Regions from separate parts of the Homo sapiens genome. Here region 2 is linked to region 1. A link is a loop called in an ENCODE intact Hi-C map of the cell type or tissue named here. Cell type or tissue: heart right ventricle. All regions are shown on one strand.

Region 1 (8,000 bases):
ATTACAAATGCAGTGCGGTGAGCTCGCTGATATGATTAAGCTTCCAAATGAGGGATCCTGACAAGGCCTGCTGGAGCGGAGAGGGGAGAGTGTGCTAGCATAAACAGGAGCATAGCAGGGGGTGGGGCATGCTTCCGACGCTCACCCCAAAGGCTTCTCCATTCGGCCCCCCACTGCAGAAAGGAATGTCAGCAGGGCATGTGGGAGAACCGAAGGCCGTCACTCTTTATCATGCCTTCTTTCATCCCTCGATCATAAAGAATTTTTGCCATATACTCTAAACTGCTGGGAATGGAGCACTTAACTACTATGTACTTATTTATCTAAAATGCTAAGTGTTTCCCTTAGCAATCACTAATAGATTCCTGTAGAAACGGAGTGCCATGATTAGAATTCTGATGTCTGTGCCGACAGAAGGTGGGAAGGCAACAATAGGTAGTGCACTAATGATGGGTTCAGTGGGCAGGTGGGTGGGTAGGACGATATAGTCATTGAAGGAGAAGGTTGAAATATGGGCATTTTAAAGATAAATATGTGTTTATGTTAAAAGTTGAGAGAGAGAAAAGAGGAGAGGGAGGGAGAGAAACTCTCATACCTTCAATCCCACACCTGAAATGGGGACGGTTCTGCTTTTGAAAGACTTTCTGAAAACCGTTCTCATATTTGAGTTGGAAGACCCCCTTCTCAGCAGAGGGCCACAAATGAATCCTGAGTTTTGTTCTGGAATTTTCCTATGCAACGTGCTGGAACCAGTAGCCAAATAGAATCAGTGGATGAGGCAGGAAGAAAAATGAGGATCTCAGGGATGGAACTCAACAGGCTACAAATGGGACACAAAAGGCAAGACTCACTCTCAACAAAATCACGGAGGCACCAGGTGCGCCTTGCGGGGTCTGTTTCCCCGACACCCACCTGCTGCCTGGTCTTCACAAGGGGCCAGGCCCTTTTGGTTTGGAGGCAGATGAGCCTGTAGGATTAATTCTAACTAAGGTGTGAGTGGAACCTAGGGGAGAAGTAACTTTAGGGGCTACAGAGAGAAACCTTCAGTGACACTGACTCATAATGGGAAGGTGATTCTCCTCTCAACTCCCTCTCCAGCCTCTTGATCATGCCATGGAGAAAGTCTTGTTTTGATTCCATCTTTAACACTTGCCTAAACCCCTTCCTAACCTCCCTTTTAATCAGAGAGAAAGAGGTTAGGTCTCAACATCTAGCTAGAATTTGAGAACACAATTCTGTTTTTATTGTTTTTTTTAAAGAAGAATCTGCTCCTTCTGATGCCAGACACTCCAAAGTCTCCTCAACCACCTTACTCCATTAACCTTGGAAAGCCTAACGTTTCCCTTTCTCTCTCAGCCTCCTTTGAGGCCAAGGCTGGTACAGGATAAATAATTTTGCTTTCTGGATTTAGAGGAATTGGTTTGAGTCTTGACTTTTACTAGTTCTTTGGGCAAAATTTGTTCCTTCTCATTGTCTCAGGTCCTCATCTGTAGAATGGGGCTGGAGTTTCTGAGTCCATAATTCATTTAATCTGGTGCCCAAGAACCCCATGAAGCCTGTCCAGGAATACCTGACTCATTTGCCCTTGAGATTGAGGAGAGGCTCAAGTTACATGAGACAGTGACTGTGAAAGTGCTGTGTGAACTACAAAGGACTTTACAGTGTGTGGTTATCATGGCTGGGAGGTGGCAGGGGTGAGCATACACTGAATTTTCCCCCCAGGTCTGGACAAGACGTCTTCAAGCCAAAGGAGGGAGGCAGTGAATGGTGCAGGTCCATACTTTCCCCAGCAGGGAGCTCGTAGGGATTCGGGAGTACATTCTGGGCCCTTGAGTTTGTGCTACATGCATGCCTATGGTGCTCTTCCTGCCGGGGTGAGACTTGCCCTCCAGGTTGAGAAAATGACGAAACTGGAATAATCCTCCAAGCTCCAACTCGTCCCAGAGGCCTCCCTGGCAATACTGTGCTCTTGTAGGGACCCCATCGTCCTCTAGGTAAATAGTTCACACTGGCCCTCACCCCACTGCTGGCTGCTGGCAGGGAGCATGGGGAATCTGCTCCAAAAACAACCATTGCTTCCTGCAGTAGCATTTTGAGAGTTTCCTCCAAATGTTTTTCCTCATCTAATTTTCAGTATGGCCCCGTGGGGTCAGGAGGTGATGTGTGGCCAGCCCTGTCCTAATTAGGAGTCTTGCCCAAGTTCATACGTTGAGGAAAAGAAATGCAAGCTCAGTTCCAAGGTTTTTCCCTTGCTAAAACTCTTAAAATTTTGGCTTGCTTATTTCCTTAACTTCCAAAGGACATGAACAAGTGATTTTTGTACCACCCTCCACATAGACATTAGCGATCATTTTCAGTCATTTTCAGCTTTCCGGTTTTGCTAGGAGGCACCTGGCGTGCCGGGAACGGACAAAAGCCATTTTTCTAAGTACTAGCGTTTGAAATTATTAAGTGTTCGTTAAGCACCCCCGGGTGCAAAGCACTCTCAGAGATGTTTATTTCTCAATTTTCCATAATTTCCTTATTTTTTTTCCCCTACCTAAAGGCAGATTGAAAAATGAACTCAGTGCATTGGAGTCTGAATCATAGTTAATGTGCGACGCCCCCTCCCTTAACTGCGCTGTTTTCTTTCTGCCTCCTCCTGTCTCCCAGCTTATCAATCTGATAAAGTTCTTTTTAACCCCTACTCAGGGGCTGTAACTTTTGCTTTATTCCCACGGGCATGGCAGGAAGCGATCAACGCAGAGCCCCGAACCCCACTCGCCCCACGGGCTGGGCTGAGCTGGGCTGGGGGTCGAGCTCAGCGAAGCCTCGGGAAGGCTGCAGGGTGCCCGGGCGGGCGGCGGGGTGGGTGCGGACCCCTGGCTGGGCGCTCCCGAGACCCCCCTACCCTGGTGGGTGGGCGCCCGGGGGCCTGGAGAGCCGCCTAGCCACGTGGATGCTTCTGGAAGAACACAAAGCCCGGGCCCCCTCCGCCCCCGCCGGCGCCAAGCCTCAATCTTGCAGGAGCAGAGAAGAAAGGCTCTGTTTTTCTCTCTCTCTTTTTTTTTTTTTGTGTGACAACAACCTCACATAACCTCAAAAGTTACCCATGAATTTACCAAAACTTTTTATGAAACTATTTTAACCTCTGGTGGGGGTTAAAAAACAAGCCTTGTGAATTTATTACCCGGAAGAAAGCGCAGAGGGCTGGGATTTACAGCAAAGCCGCCTTCCAAGCTCCGCGGGGGCCCCCTAGCGCCCATCGCGGGCACCGCCGAAGCCCGGCTCCCTCCTCGCTCCGCGGCGCAGCACGGCCTGGAGTCCGGTCTGGGAGGGAGGCGGGCGGACCCCAGACTCGTGCAATCAGGGGCACCTGCTCTGAACACCAGGGACCTGGCGGTACAAATTTATTTTATGTTCGTAGGGGTTTCCGTGGTAGAACCAAGGGAGCAGGCTGAAGCCGAAGGAAGGGAGAGCAGGGTTTTGATCCTAGTTCCTTGGCTTCTGCAAATCGGCTGGGACCCCCCGCTGAGCAAGCGACTGTCGTCACGGCCCCCGCACCAGACGACCCCAGCCTGTGGATGATGTTTCACTGCCCTCACATAAACGCCACCCAGAAATGCAAGAGTAAGAATGTTCACGAAGAGGGGAGGCAGGAGCCCCAGCTGATAACAGGAGGAGGCAGGAAGGGGGCCTTGGAGGAGGTCAGAGGGGGGACATTATTTCAGTTTCCCAGGACCAGGGTGAGAGATGGGGGTGAAAGAAGAAAAAGGACAAAACGAGGTGCCGAAGGCTCTATTGGGTGCTCTCTGTCCGCAGGGATGTAAAGCAGAATCCAGGATTCTGCCGCAAAATGCAGGCTCCCAATCGCTGCACGGTGACCAGGACTCCCGGACCCTTCGCTTGCCAAGTGTGTGCGATGGTTCCTTCCTCTCCAGCTTGCAGACACACTGGTTCTCTTTCAGAACTAGCCATGTTTTTTAAAAGCACATGGAAAAATGTTAATAAGCAAACGTTTTAACAGAGAGATGCAGGAGGAACGAGCCGGCAGCAGCCTCCCAGCAGAGGCAGCGGTGCTCCAGCGGCTACGGGAACGGGCCTCGGAGGAAAGCACTCGGGCTCGCTGCCGAGTTTCACCACCTGTAGTCATGTCATCCTAGGGACGTGTCTCAGCTCTTCTGTGCCTCGGTTTCCCCATCTGTAAAATGGGGGTGATAGTAACACTACACAAAATATATCTAGAATTTGAAAGAGTGCTTTGAATCATATAACCTTGGCTGTTGTGTGGTGAGGCCAGCTGGCTGGTATTCATCTAGCTCTACGGGGAAGGCAGAACCCAGATTTCACGTTAAATAAAATCTCTCAATTTTTACAGGGTGCTAATTTAAACACACATACACGCACGGACGTGCACTTGCACACATACCCCATCTGGGCCCAAATACAGTCAGCTAGTTTGAGACCTTTACTTCAAAGGCTGCCAGGAGGCCACGGGACAGGAGGGAGGAAGGAAGGAGTCATCTCTCCCTGTCATCCACCACCCCCACATCCAGGCCACTGGAGCCAAACACTGAAACCGGTGTGGCCAGCGCTCTTTTGGGGGTGGATGGATTACGGGGAAACACGTCCTTCTTTTCCGTTCCCCCTGGGAGAATATAGCAGGGCACCCACTTTGAGTACCCTCGCACCAGGAGGCCTTCAGAAGCCACCTTGGAAATGTGATGGTGCGTGGCGGGTGGGGGGACTTCCTCTTGTTCCTGGAGACCTGCTTCCCCTCCCAACAAGTGCGTGCTCTGCACGCCCGGCTTCTCACCAGCCCAGGTACCTCGCCGCCTGGGTGCTTTGAGGTGCCCATGGGCTTCTCATCCGTGGTTTGGTAGCATCCTCTTCCAAGCTGACTTCTCATGTATTCCAGGAGGCCAACACTCTCCTGCACCCTAGGGCAGAAGAGCACTGGGTGGGGGGGCGCCTCTTCTGCCTCGTCCCATCCCAGCCTTCTTTTGTTCCCTCCTGATGGCTTACCCTGATGCCCTGATCATCTGATATACTCTAATTGCCCCATTGCCTTGACGAATCCGACTGTTCTTTGCACTTCATCCAGCCCTGCTAGCTTCACTCCTTCAAGCATCCATGCATTCAGTAGCTGTTTGCTGGGCAACTGCTAGGCATTAGACATTGTTTCTTGAGAGGCAAATCAGGCACATTCCTCTGACTTTCGATTGTTTCTTAAAATGTTGAGGTTTTACAGTTGAACAGAGAAGGTTTAATAGTCGTTCAATCTAATCGAGAAAGCAACAACAGGAATTACTTGCTACAGTGATTCCAAAAGGGCAGCCCAGAGAGAATACTGAGAACCAAAGACATGTATTCTCATTCATCTTTGTCCAAACAAATTAAATATGTTATTGATTTTTAAAAGTCCCTGCATGAATGGTTGAAAAGTAATTGGTTTTGTATGTTTTAATATGAAAACAATATTTTTAAAAATTGCTTCCTGGATTTGTAGGGTTTTTAAATTTTGTGATTTTTTTTTTTCCTTTTTCATTCTGTAGAGTAGAATACTGCATGCTTTTAACTGGTGGGGGAAAAGCTCTTTATTAGTCTTTTCATTAGTCTATATCTGTTGTGTTCCATTGTGTTTAATTTCAATTAATCTGGATTCATTTAAGTAATATTCCATTATAGGTTCAATGCATGTATATTTTTTTTAACTTAAGAAATGGGGAACATTTTTTGGTCAATTTTAAGTAACTCTGCATTAAAGCTAAGAAAACCCACTTAACGTGGTTTACTCTGGAAGTCTCCTTGAAGAAGAAGTTGTTCTTTTTTATTTTGTTAGGTTTTGTGTTTACCTTTCCCAATCTCGCCTTGGATTTTCCACGGCTGGTTTAGCAAGACTTGCTTTGGTCCTGACAGCTCAAGTCTTTCAGTGCTTCTGAGGACGCAGGGCATATTTCTTCTTTGCTTCCAGTTTCACTACTCAATAAATTTGTGGAGTCACCAAGCAGTCATCTGTGTAGTTTGATAAGGCAGAAAATGATGATTTCTCTATTATTTTGCTTAGAAGGATGAGAAACTAGATTAATCAACGTCTGTTGGAAATGCCTCTTTATAGAAAAGACTGGCTTCTTTCATCAGAGTCATGATCTGTGGCTCATATGCAGACACATTAGATGGTTTTCCAGGGGACAGGAGCAGACGATCAAACTCTGAATTTTAAGTCTGTCATTAGATGACGTGAGGTAAACTTTAGTCAACCTTTATTATGGTTAGGAGGGTGGTGGGGGCCAGCAGGCCTCCATGGAGTTCACCCATCTCATTCTCTGGGGCATCAGGGAAATCGTGCAATGTCTGTAAGAGTTAGGAGAATGGTGTGGGTTACCATTCTTGGTAGAAAGAGACTAAAACCCAGCTCAAAAAGGTTTAAGCACAAAAGGGAATTTGTTTGCTCATGTGATGAAAGAGCCCAGGGTAGCTCCAGCTGGATCCAGGGATGTAAACAATGTGACCAGGTCTCTGTTGATCCCTCTTCAAATCAGAGTAGACGTTCCTTTGGGTTGCCTTCATCCCTAGGCACATGGTGGCCTCATGGCCCTGGCTTATATTATACCTACTTTCTGTTCAAAATCCCATCATCAGTGTGGGTCTTATGCCTGGCCCCGAACCTTCTACTTGGCCAGGTGGGTGGAATATGCTCACTCCAAGAGATGAAAAGGAGTGGTCATAAGTCACCCAGCTTATATTGAGGAGGGATGTTCTCTAAAGGAGAACTGAGGTGGGGCATGGCTGCTGAACACACAGCACAGATGTCGATCACAACCTGACCTGCTTCCTAATGGGTAGAGGTGCTCAGTGAGTTGCTTGGCCAGCAAGCTGCCTTCTCCATGTTTTGTGCTACAAGTGATGTTGGTAGTGGATGCTGTTGGTGTCCTGTCTAGAACCCCTCTCCACCAGGCCAGGCCTCCACCCATTCCCATCTTTTTCTTACCCCTCCCTGCTTCCCTTATTCCCTCCACATTTTTCTTGAGAGTACCCCTTTAATAAAGCACTTTCACAAGAGCCCAAGTTATATGTAAATCATGAAATGCAGCTCTTTCTCGTTCATGCCCGATATAAGGCTATCACCTATTTTCTCAACACAAAGACTGAAAATTTTGGGGCCAACCCGAAATATATAAAGATGTAGAAGAAAAAGGCAAATTTCTACTGTAGTTTATTAATCTAGTTGCCTCTGTCCCTTTAAATCATGTGTTACATAAAATCTTAGTTTGGGGACATTATGTTTTCTGCTCACATTTTGCAAAGCAATTCTAGCTGAACTTGTAGCATGCATCTTTGATAATGTCTTTGTCATCATCACCAGAGCCACTTGTTTGAGTCATCTAATGGAGTTTTCAGAGCGTAGCATTTCACTTTCATCCCAGCTCTTTGAGATTTAGTCCTTTTAGAATCCAAGTACAATGTCATAATAGAAATCTATCCATAGCCATAAGCACCCATTCACCTGACATTAGGACAGTCACTTTCATTTCTCCCGTAGGTGCCTATTTGCAATTTCCAGCAAATAAACATGTTCTCTTTTACTTTTTAAATCAGTCTTTAAGAGACTTGTTTACAATAGCATCCAGTGCTCGCTTATAATTGTATCCCAAATGCTCAAGAATAATGACTAAATTTGTGTTAAAGGTTCCCCTTCCGTCACCTTTTTCTAAACCAATTTTCTCAGATGATGTCTATAAGTGACCCAGACCAGCACTGAATGGCGTCATTTCAGGCTAATGTATCTTCCCAAACAGTATTATGTAATTCAAAATGAAGTAATTGAGAGAGTTCTCTGTAAAATGGGAGCCTTTGTATGAATTTGATTTTTAAGGGAACTATTTTCTGAGATAAATTTTGGAGGAAAAATCTCTTACACTGAGACATATCTGCTCCTTAGTGTCATAGGTGCTCTGAGATCTCATTAGAGGGATTGAAATGGGACCAACTCCACTTGCTTGACTCAGATGTAACATTTG
Region 2 (8,000 bases), 170 kb before region 1:
TCCGAGGAAAGGCAGTCCTCTTCATGTTTAGATGCTCCAAAATGATGTCAAAAATTTTCCGAAAGGTTTTTTCCCACCAAGTGTAAAGTAAACTGAAGCATTCTAGACTATGAGGCAAACCCAGCAGGATCGAAGGGACTGCAAGCATCTAGGGTTGTGATGTTTTCAGTTCTGGTAAGAAAGAGCACATGGACAGAAAGAGGCAGAGAGATGGTCTGTCTCATTCACAGGTATATCCGCAATACCAGGCACATAGTAACGGCTCAGTAAGCATCTGTTGGGTGAATAAAGGCATCAACAGAAAGCAAGCCAAGTCCTGGTGTTAGGTAACCCATGCCTTATTTATCATCAAGGGGTCAACAATATATAGTGTGTACAGTTTATGAGCCCTGACATTTACCAGAATTTGGAACTTGCAAGGCATAACATGAAGGTCCCAATCCAGTAAGAACACAAGGGTACGGGGAGAGAATCAGCAGGTGCCCAAATCTGGGCAGTGCCGCTGCCAGCTCTCTGGGTCCCAAAGCCACGTCTAGGGAGACCAGGGCACCTAGAAGCAGCAGTTGTTCCCCAGCTGGCTGTGCAGAGCAGGTCTGGAGGGAGACAGGTGCCCGCAGCCCAAACTGCCTTCATTTGAGAGAACAGCTGTTTGCTTGGGCCTTAGGCTGAGGAAAAAAATGCTGAGCCATATGTCCTTAGTAAATCAGTGCATGGCCCTATCAGAAAAAGTGCCCAAATGATTGATTAGAAAGTAACCAGCCAGCCCTTACGTATAGCTTTACTTGTGTGCTGCAAGTTTGTTTAATGTCAAAATGTACCAAAATCCACCCTGCGCCTTCCACTTCCATTTTTCATCACAGAAATATTTGCCAAATGCATGCACTGAAACCACTGGGGAAGAGAAGAAAGTAAGACATTTTCTTAAGAGGAGGGACTGCAAAGTGAGGCAGAAACTCGAACAGGAAACACCCTCTTTTATGGATTGTGTGTGATGTTAAACAATGATGAGAATGTTTCTGAGTACTTGCAGGCTGATAGATCATAAAGGAATCTTAAATTCACCTAGACCTTTTTTTCAAACACTCAGACACCTACCAGATGGGGAAACAGAGGCACTAGAACCCATATGTTGACAATCTTTGGAATCCATTGAGTTAAGACCATAATCTACATCTCTAGTCTTTTTCCTTTGCTGACTTGTCTATTCACTCAGAGTAACAACGTAGAAAAAGCCTACCTTAAGAAGGAGTTTCAACGGTTTCTCATTTCTTCAAATGGTATTGAATATAATTCCATATAAGCTTTAGTCCTCAAACAGCTTTAGTCACTTACATCAGCCAACTGGTACCTTCAGCAAAAATACATTCAGGTATTTACATTTTTAACAAGATAAATCAGCACATAGCATTGGTTGTATATTTATCAAAATTCTACCTTGGGTAATTGTGATTTATTGGAAAAATTAATATCAAAATCTAAAATGTTAATCAAACTTAACTGAAAAATGCAAAAATCAGCACCTTTCTTTCAAACCAGCAGTGATCATGTATAAACAATAATAGAAAAACCCTATCAAAAATAACTCAAGGCCAAGTGCAGTGGCTCACGCCTGTAATCCCAGCACTTTGGGAGGCTAAGGTGGGTGGATCACTTGAGGTCAGGCATTCGAGACCTGCCTGGCTAACATGCTGAAACCCCATCTCTACTAAAAATACAAAAATTAGCCGGGCATGGTGGTGCGTGCCTGTAATCCCAGCTACTTGGGAGGCTGAGGCAGGAGAATCGCCTGAACCCAGGAGGCGGAGGTTGCAGTGAGCCGAGATTGTATCATTGCAGTCCAGCCTAGGCAACAGAGCGAGACTTTCTCAAAAAAGAAAAGAAAAGGACCTAAAAATATGAAATATCTAGCAAGAAATCTTAACAAGAGATGTATAGGATCTAAATGAAGAGAATCATAAATTTTCTCTGAAGAACGTAACAGGAAACCTGAATAAAAGATGATATACCATGCTTCTGGGCAGGGAGATTCAGTGTTTTGATACTGTCAATTCTCCCTAAATTAGTTGAATGAAATTCCAGTTGAAATCTCAGTAGGACAGTTTTGGAACCTGACAGAGTGATCCTAATGTTTCTTTGGAAGAACAAACAGGTGAGGGTGGCCAGGAAAGTTTTGAAAAGGTAAAGGGAGGAATTCAATCTACCAGATATTACAACATATTAGGTAGCTATAGTAGCTAAAGTAGTGCGAAACTGAGCAAAAATGGGTAGAAAGAAATGGATACCCTTAAAATCAACCTTAACATATATGACATTTTAGCATGTATTTTAAATGGGCATTTCAAATCCAAGGGGAAAGGATAGATTAGTAAATAAATGGTGCTGAAACAGCCAGTTAAGTATTTGGAAAAGACAGAAAGTAGGATTATCTCAGGCTATATATCTAAATCAATCAGAGATTACCTAAAGAGAGAAATACTAAAAATCTAGTTATTCATACAGCTTCAATTGCCTAAGTGGGACAGAGTCACAAATATAGAAAACATCAAAAACATTAAAAGGAAAATATAGTATGAAAATATTTACCACAAATGTAATGGATTAAGAGTTAATTTTCTTAAAATATAGGCTGGGTGCCGTGGCTCACGCCTGTAATCCCAGCACTTTGGGAGGCCAAGGTGGGTAGATCACTTGAAGTCAGGAGTTCGAGATGAGCCTGACTAACATGGTGAAACCCCGTCTCTACTAAAATAAAAAAATCAGCCAGCGTAGTAGCATGAGCCTGTAATCCCACCTACTTGGGAGACTGAGGCAAGGGAATTGCTCAAACCTGGGAGGCAGAGGTTGCAGTGAACCGAGATCATGCCATTGCACTCCAGCCTGGGCAATAGAATGAGACTCCGTCTAAATTAAAAAAAATATATATATATATATATATCCTCATATAACCATTAGAAACCCACTAAAACCCTTTAGAAAATGAAAATACCATGAACAGACAATTGGTAGAAAAAATGCAAGTGATTAATGTGAAAAAATGTTCCACTGCTTTGGTGATCAAATAAATGCCCATTAAAACCATATACCATTTTTGGCCTATCAACTTAGCAAATCGAAATATAGCTCTTATTCAAAGTTGGTGAATATGAAGTGAGGTAGGTACTTTCATACACTTCTATTGAAAGTATCAGTTGGTACAGTCTTTCTGGAGAACAATTTAGCAATATCTATGAAGAGTCTTAAACATTCCTGTTTGTCCTTGTGATTCTCAATGCAGGAATTTAAGGAAATTCAGAAATTTGGACCAAGATCTAAGTCACAGAATTGTTTGTAATAATATAAAGCTGGAAAAACCTTAAGTGTTCAGAAAAAGATTCACTAGTTGGATCATGAAGAAACAGAATTTGTGTTTTAAGGGGAGGGAGAAGAAGTGGGAGAATTCTAGGGAGAAAGAACAGCGAGGGTGATAGGAAGGGTACATGAAAGTACATTGCAAGTTTGATTTGGAAACTGTAGTGTGCTCTGGAAGGCCAGGTGAGGGGCAGATAGAAGGGGTAAGAAGAGGTGAGGGTCAGAGGCTTGTGTAGCGGTCTATCTCCTGCATGAGAATTTAAGATGTAAGGACTCTGGGTTGGTTATCTTTATATCCTTCCAAGTTCCTAATAGGTGCTTAACAAATGTCTGCTCAATAATCAAGAGATTTCTTTCAGTGTTGAGCGGCTTTGAGTTCTGTGTTGTTAGGTTATGGTTTTCCTCTATAGCTAGTAAAGATTCAGCAAGTTTTTTCTTTTTCTTTTTTTTTTTTTTTTTGAGACAGAGTCTCGCTCTGTCGCCCAGGCTGGAGTGCAGTGGCGCCATCTCGGCTCACTGCAATCTCTGCCTCCCGGGTTCACGCCATTCTCCTGCCTCAGCCTCCCGAGTAGCTGGGACTACAGGCGCCCGCCACCACGCCCGGCTAATTTTTTGTATTTTTAGTAGAGACGGGGTTTCACCGTGTTAGCCAGGATGGTCTCAGTCTCCTGACCTCGTGATCCGCCCGCCTCGGCCTCCCGAAGTGCTGGGATTACAGGCTTGAGCCACCGCGCCCAGCTAGATCCAGAAAAGTTACTTAGGAAGAAAATTAATAACGACTCTCCTTAAGTAACTTGGTTGATTTATGACAGGCATTAAATGATACTTTAAAACAGCCTTATGTGGACTTCAGTCAGTAGGGGGTGCACCAATGCTGAAAATTCTGATACTAATAAAGAATAGCACTTATTTGTTAATCTTACGGTCCTTCGTCCTGCTTACTATTTGTCCCTTTTTTGCCCATCTCACCACTCTCTATCCCCCACATTAAGAAATTTCTCATTGCTGCACATACCACCAGTTATAAAACTGGATTTTAATAAGAGTTAATTTAATGTTGCTGTTTATTAAATTGTTACAAGTAAGTGTGACATTTTTGAGAAATTGCTGTATGGAGAAGAGTTTAAATTGTGCTTATTTATTCATGACACATTTTTTATCACAATAGTTGAGAAAGTATTAGTACTAGTAAAAAATGGAGGTGATATTTAATAGTCCATGGGGACACAAATTGTATAATTAAAAGAAGAGTAATAGTGACCTTTAGATAAAGCATATTTCATAAAGTGCTCATTAAAAAGGAGTTCACTTTTGGAACTTTATTTTCTCAAAGTTCTCTTTATAAAATAGAATTAATAAAATACCACAGTTTATTGAAATTTTAAAGAGTACAGAGAGCTGTGGTGTTGTGTAGAGAAATTGAGGGGGAAATAAAATTAGGTTTGTATATGGTATTTTTGAAACAAAGAGGAACCTGATTGGCATAGTTAACATTTGAAGAATATAGCTAAAAATATTGCGCCAGAATAATAAGCCCTGGTATCAAAACATATGAAATGAGAATTAGCATTTCCTGAGAGAAAATTAAAACTATAGAATTAAAGAAAGCACCATCTGAATAGGAAAAGAGCCATTTGTGGTAGAGTAGAGTTTGGAAACTGAGAGGTGCCTACATTTCATTAGATGATGCTATGCTCTTTTGAAATGATGATACAGGGTGTACCAATGATCTTCTCCCTTTCCGTTCCTTAAAAATGCTTATAAAGTGGCTTAAAACAAAGGAAAATATTAGCAATGAAAATGATTACTAAAGTGAATCATATGCAATCAAAAGTTTAAAAACTTTTGTAGAAGAAAAAATTATGAAACTAAAATTTAAAAAAAAAGCACCATGTGGAAGACCTATTAAAAGGCACAGATGCTCAAAAGAACTCCTAAAAGATATTTCAACGTTGCACTTTCTCTGAATAACATACTTATAAAAAGTCACACAGATAACCTAAAATTAAAAGTTTATACAAAGATAGAGCAATGATAATAAATATGAGAAAGCAAAAGCTTTTGTATATTATCAAATAATATCTTATTTTATCAAATAATATCATATTTTATCAAATAATTAAAACATATTATGTGAAATAAATGGGTGGTTATACAAAGATAAATACAGTACATACTTAACACATAATAATTGTGAATTTATATGCACCAAATAACATGGCAACAAAACACAAAAAGTGAGGGATAGAAGAACTTCAAGTAGAAGCTAACAAAAATTTAGTTACGGAGCAGCATTAAATTTCTTGTAATCAAGACCACAACAGGTAAAGTAAATAAAATCCTGCAGTCTGTAAGTTTGATATACTCTCCTTATAAGTATTCAGAGAACACTTATTACTCTTATCACTTGCTAGTTTACATAAGATCAAATGAATAAATATCACCAGAAGTTTTACAGGCTGTACTGTGACCAAAATACAACCAAAATTTGAAAGTAAATGCCTTAAGAATAAACAAACAAAATTGAAAATTACTGCAATATTTTAAAGTAGTCCCTCAAAGAACAACTGGGATAATGGGAAAACAAAGAATTCAATAAAGACAATTTAGGAAATAATAACAATATACTACATTTCAAGATCTATAAAAGTCAATGCTTAGAGAACAAGTTAATGACAGCTTTAAATATTTTTATTGTTAATATGAAAAAGAAAAAGTAAATTTATTATTCAATATTACATCTTAGGGAAAAAAGAACACAATAAAAGAATAAAAAAGTTATAAATTGGAAGGCAAGAAAATAAACAGTAAACTAAGGCAAGAGCTGATTCCTTGAAACTTTGATAATAGACAAACCTGTGATAAATCTAATTTAGAAAAACAAAACAAAAAAAAGCCAAACATAAAAAGTAGAAATTAGAAATGAAACAGAAACCCTATAGACATAAAAATTATAAGAAATCAATGTTGATAATTCTGCAACTGTATTTGTAGCTCTCAAGGAAATGGGTAATTTCACACAAAAATAGAAGTTTCTAAAGTTGAAGCGAGATGAAGAAAATCTTTATACATTAATAAGAGAGGAATACATTCAGAAAATCATCAAAGAACTATTAAGATTTCAAGAAAGAGGGCTCTGAATCTGACAGATAATTACAAAAATATTTTAAAGAAATAAATAATACTGTTTTACAATGAGTATTCCTGACAGAGAAACACTTATTATACTACCGATAAGGATAAGCACCCCAAACAACTAGCCAAGGTCATAAAAACAGATGGGGAAATCTTAAATGAAACCCATTAAAAAGACATTGGATTATGAAGTAAAACGTATCCCTGAAATGCAGGGATGGTTCAATGACAAAATGTAATATGGTATGAGAGAATTAAATGAAAATCCATACATAGCCATTTCCATAGATGTTGACAAGTAGTTTGACAAAATTCAGCACACATTCTAACTACACATTTTTTAAAAAAAGGCTAGAGGTATATTTTCTTAATATATTAATAGTTTTTGTTTGTTTGTTTGTTTTTTGAGACAGGGTCTCCCTCTGTTACCCAGGCTGGAGTGCAGTGACATGATCTCAGCTCACTGCAACCTCCACCTCCCAGGTTCAAGTGATTCTCCTGACTCAGCCCTCTGAGTAGCTGGGATTACAGATGCCTGCCACCACACCCTGCTAATTGTTGTATTTTTAGTAGAGACTAGGTTTTACCATGCTGGCCAGGCTGGTCTCGAACTCCTGACCTCCAGTGATCCACCCACCTCGGCCTCCCAAAGTGCTGGGATTACAGGCACAAACCTCTGCGCCTGGCCATTTTTTTTTTTTTTAAATCAAGGCCGGGCATGATGGCTCATGCCTGTAATCTCAGCACTTTGGTAGGAAAAGGCGGGAGGATTGCTTGAGCCCAAGAGTTTGAGACCAGCTTGGGCAACATGGCAAAAACCTGTCTCTACAAAACACACAAAAATTAGCTGAGTGTGGTGGTGTGCGCCTGTAGTCCCAGTCTGGGACTCAGGAGGCTGAGGCAGGAGAATCGCTTGAGCCCAGGAGGTCAAGGCTGCAGTGAGCTGTGATTACACCACTGCACTCCAGCCTGGGTGACAGAAAGAGACCCTGTCTCAAAATAAATAAATAAATAAATAAATAAATAAAAACCAAGTAACATTATAGCCAATGGACAACCTTAGAGACATTTCTTTAAAAGCAAAATGAAATTTTTAAGGTGCTGCCTTAATTTAAAATTGTTTTGAGATGTATATTCAATAAAATAAAATCAAAAATTAAGAAATAAGAATATGTAATGGACCCAGCAAGACAAAACATTCATTTTCAGGTGATAAAACATGTAACTAAACCTGCTAAATGTTGCTGGATACAGAACAAATCTTCGAAATCAATAGTATCCCTGTGTATCCGCATTAACATTTCATTAATTATAATAAGAAAGAGTAGAAAATCCTTAGAAATAAGCTTAATAAGGAATAGATGCATGAAATACAGTGAACAGTTTACTGAAAAGTACAAAGGAAGACATGATGGAAGGTAGAAACATGCTGTGTCCTGCAAGGGAACACATTTTCTAAGGATGGTAATTTTCCCCAAGTTCAATTAAAATCCCCAGAAGATGTTAAACAGAACAAA

The links. Hi-C counts contacts between places; a loop is a spot of excess contacts. Peaks named below come from ENCODE experiments on the same cell type or tissue, not always from the same donor. Only the 100,000 strongest peaks of a DNase experiment are listed, where the experiment ranks them.
Region 2: it touches region 1 in a loop (4-fold over the local background); 20 of 110 quality-filtered maps call a loop at or near these places.

Annotation. Positions count from the first base shown.
Region 1 is chr20:59,219,452-59,227,451 of GRCh38, forward strand. All of the region lies in intron 4 of ZNF831 (zinc finger protein 831), which reads left to right. Among named protein-coding and RNA genes, the nearest start is that of ZNF831, 60 kb to the left of the region's middle. RefSeq lists a silencer at 3,141-3,210. In heart right ventricle, CTCF peaks have their summits at 3,242 (motif pointing left) and 3,450; DNase peaks (open chromatin) are centred at 2,103, 2,890 and 3,250; H3K4me3 peaks cover 1,991 bases; H3K27ac peaks cover 2,033 bases; H3K27me3 peaks cover 3,116 bases.
Region 2 is chr20:59,051,263-59,059,262 of GRCh38, forward strand. No RefSeq gene overlaps it. Among named protein-coding and RNA genes, the nearest start is that of SLMO2-ATP5E, 12 kb to the left of the region's middle. In heart right ventricle, a CTCF peak has its summit at 4,211 (motif pointing right); no DNase peak of the experiment used is centred here; H3K27me3 peaks cover 775 bases.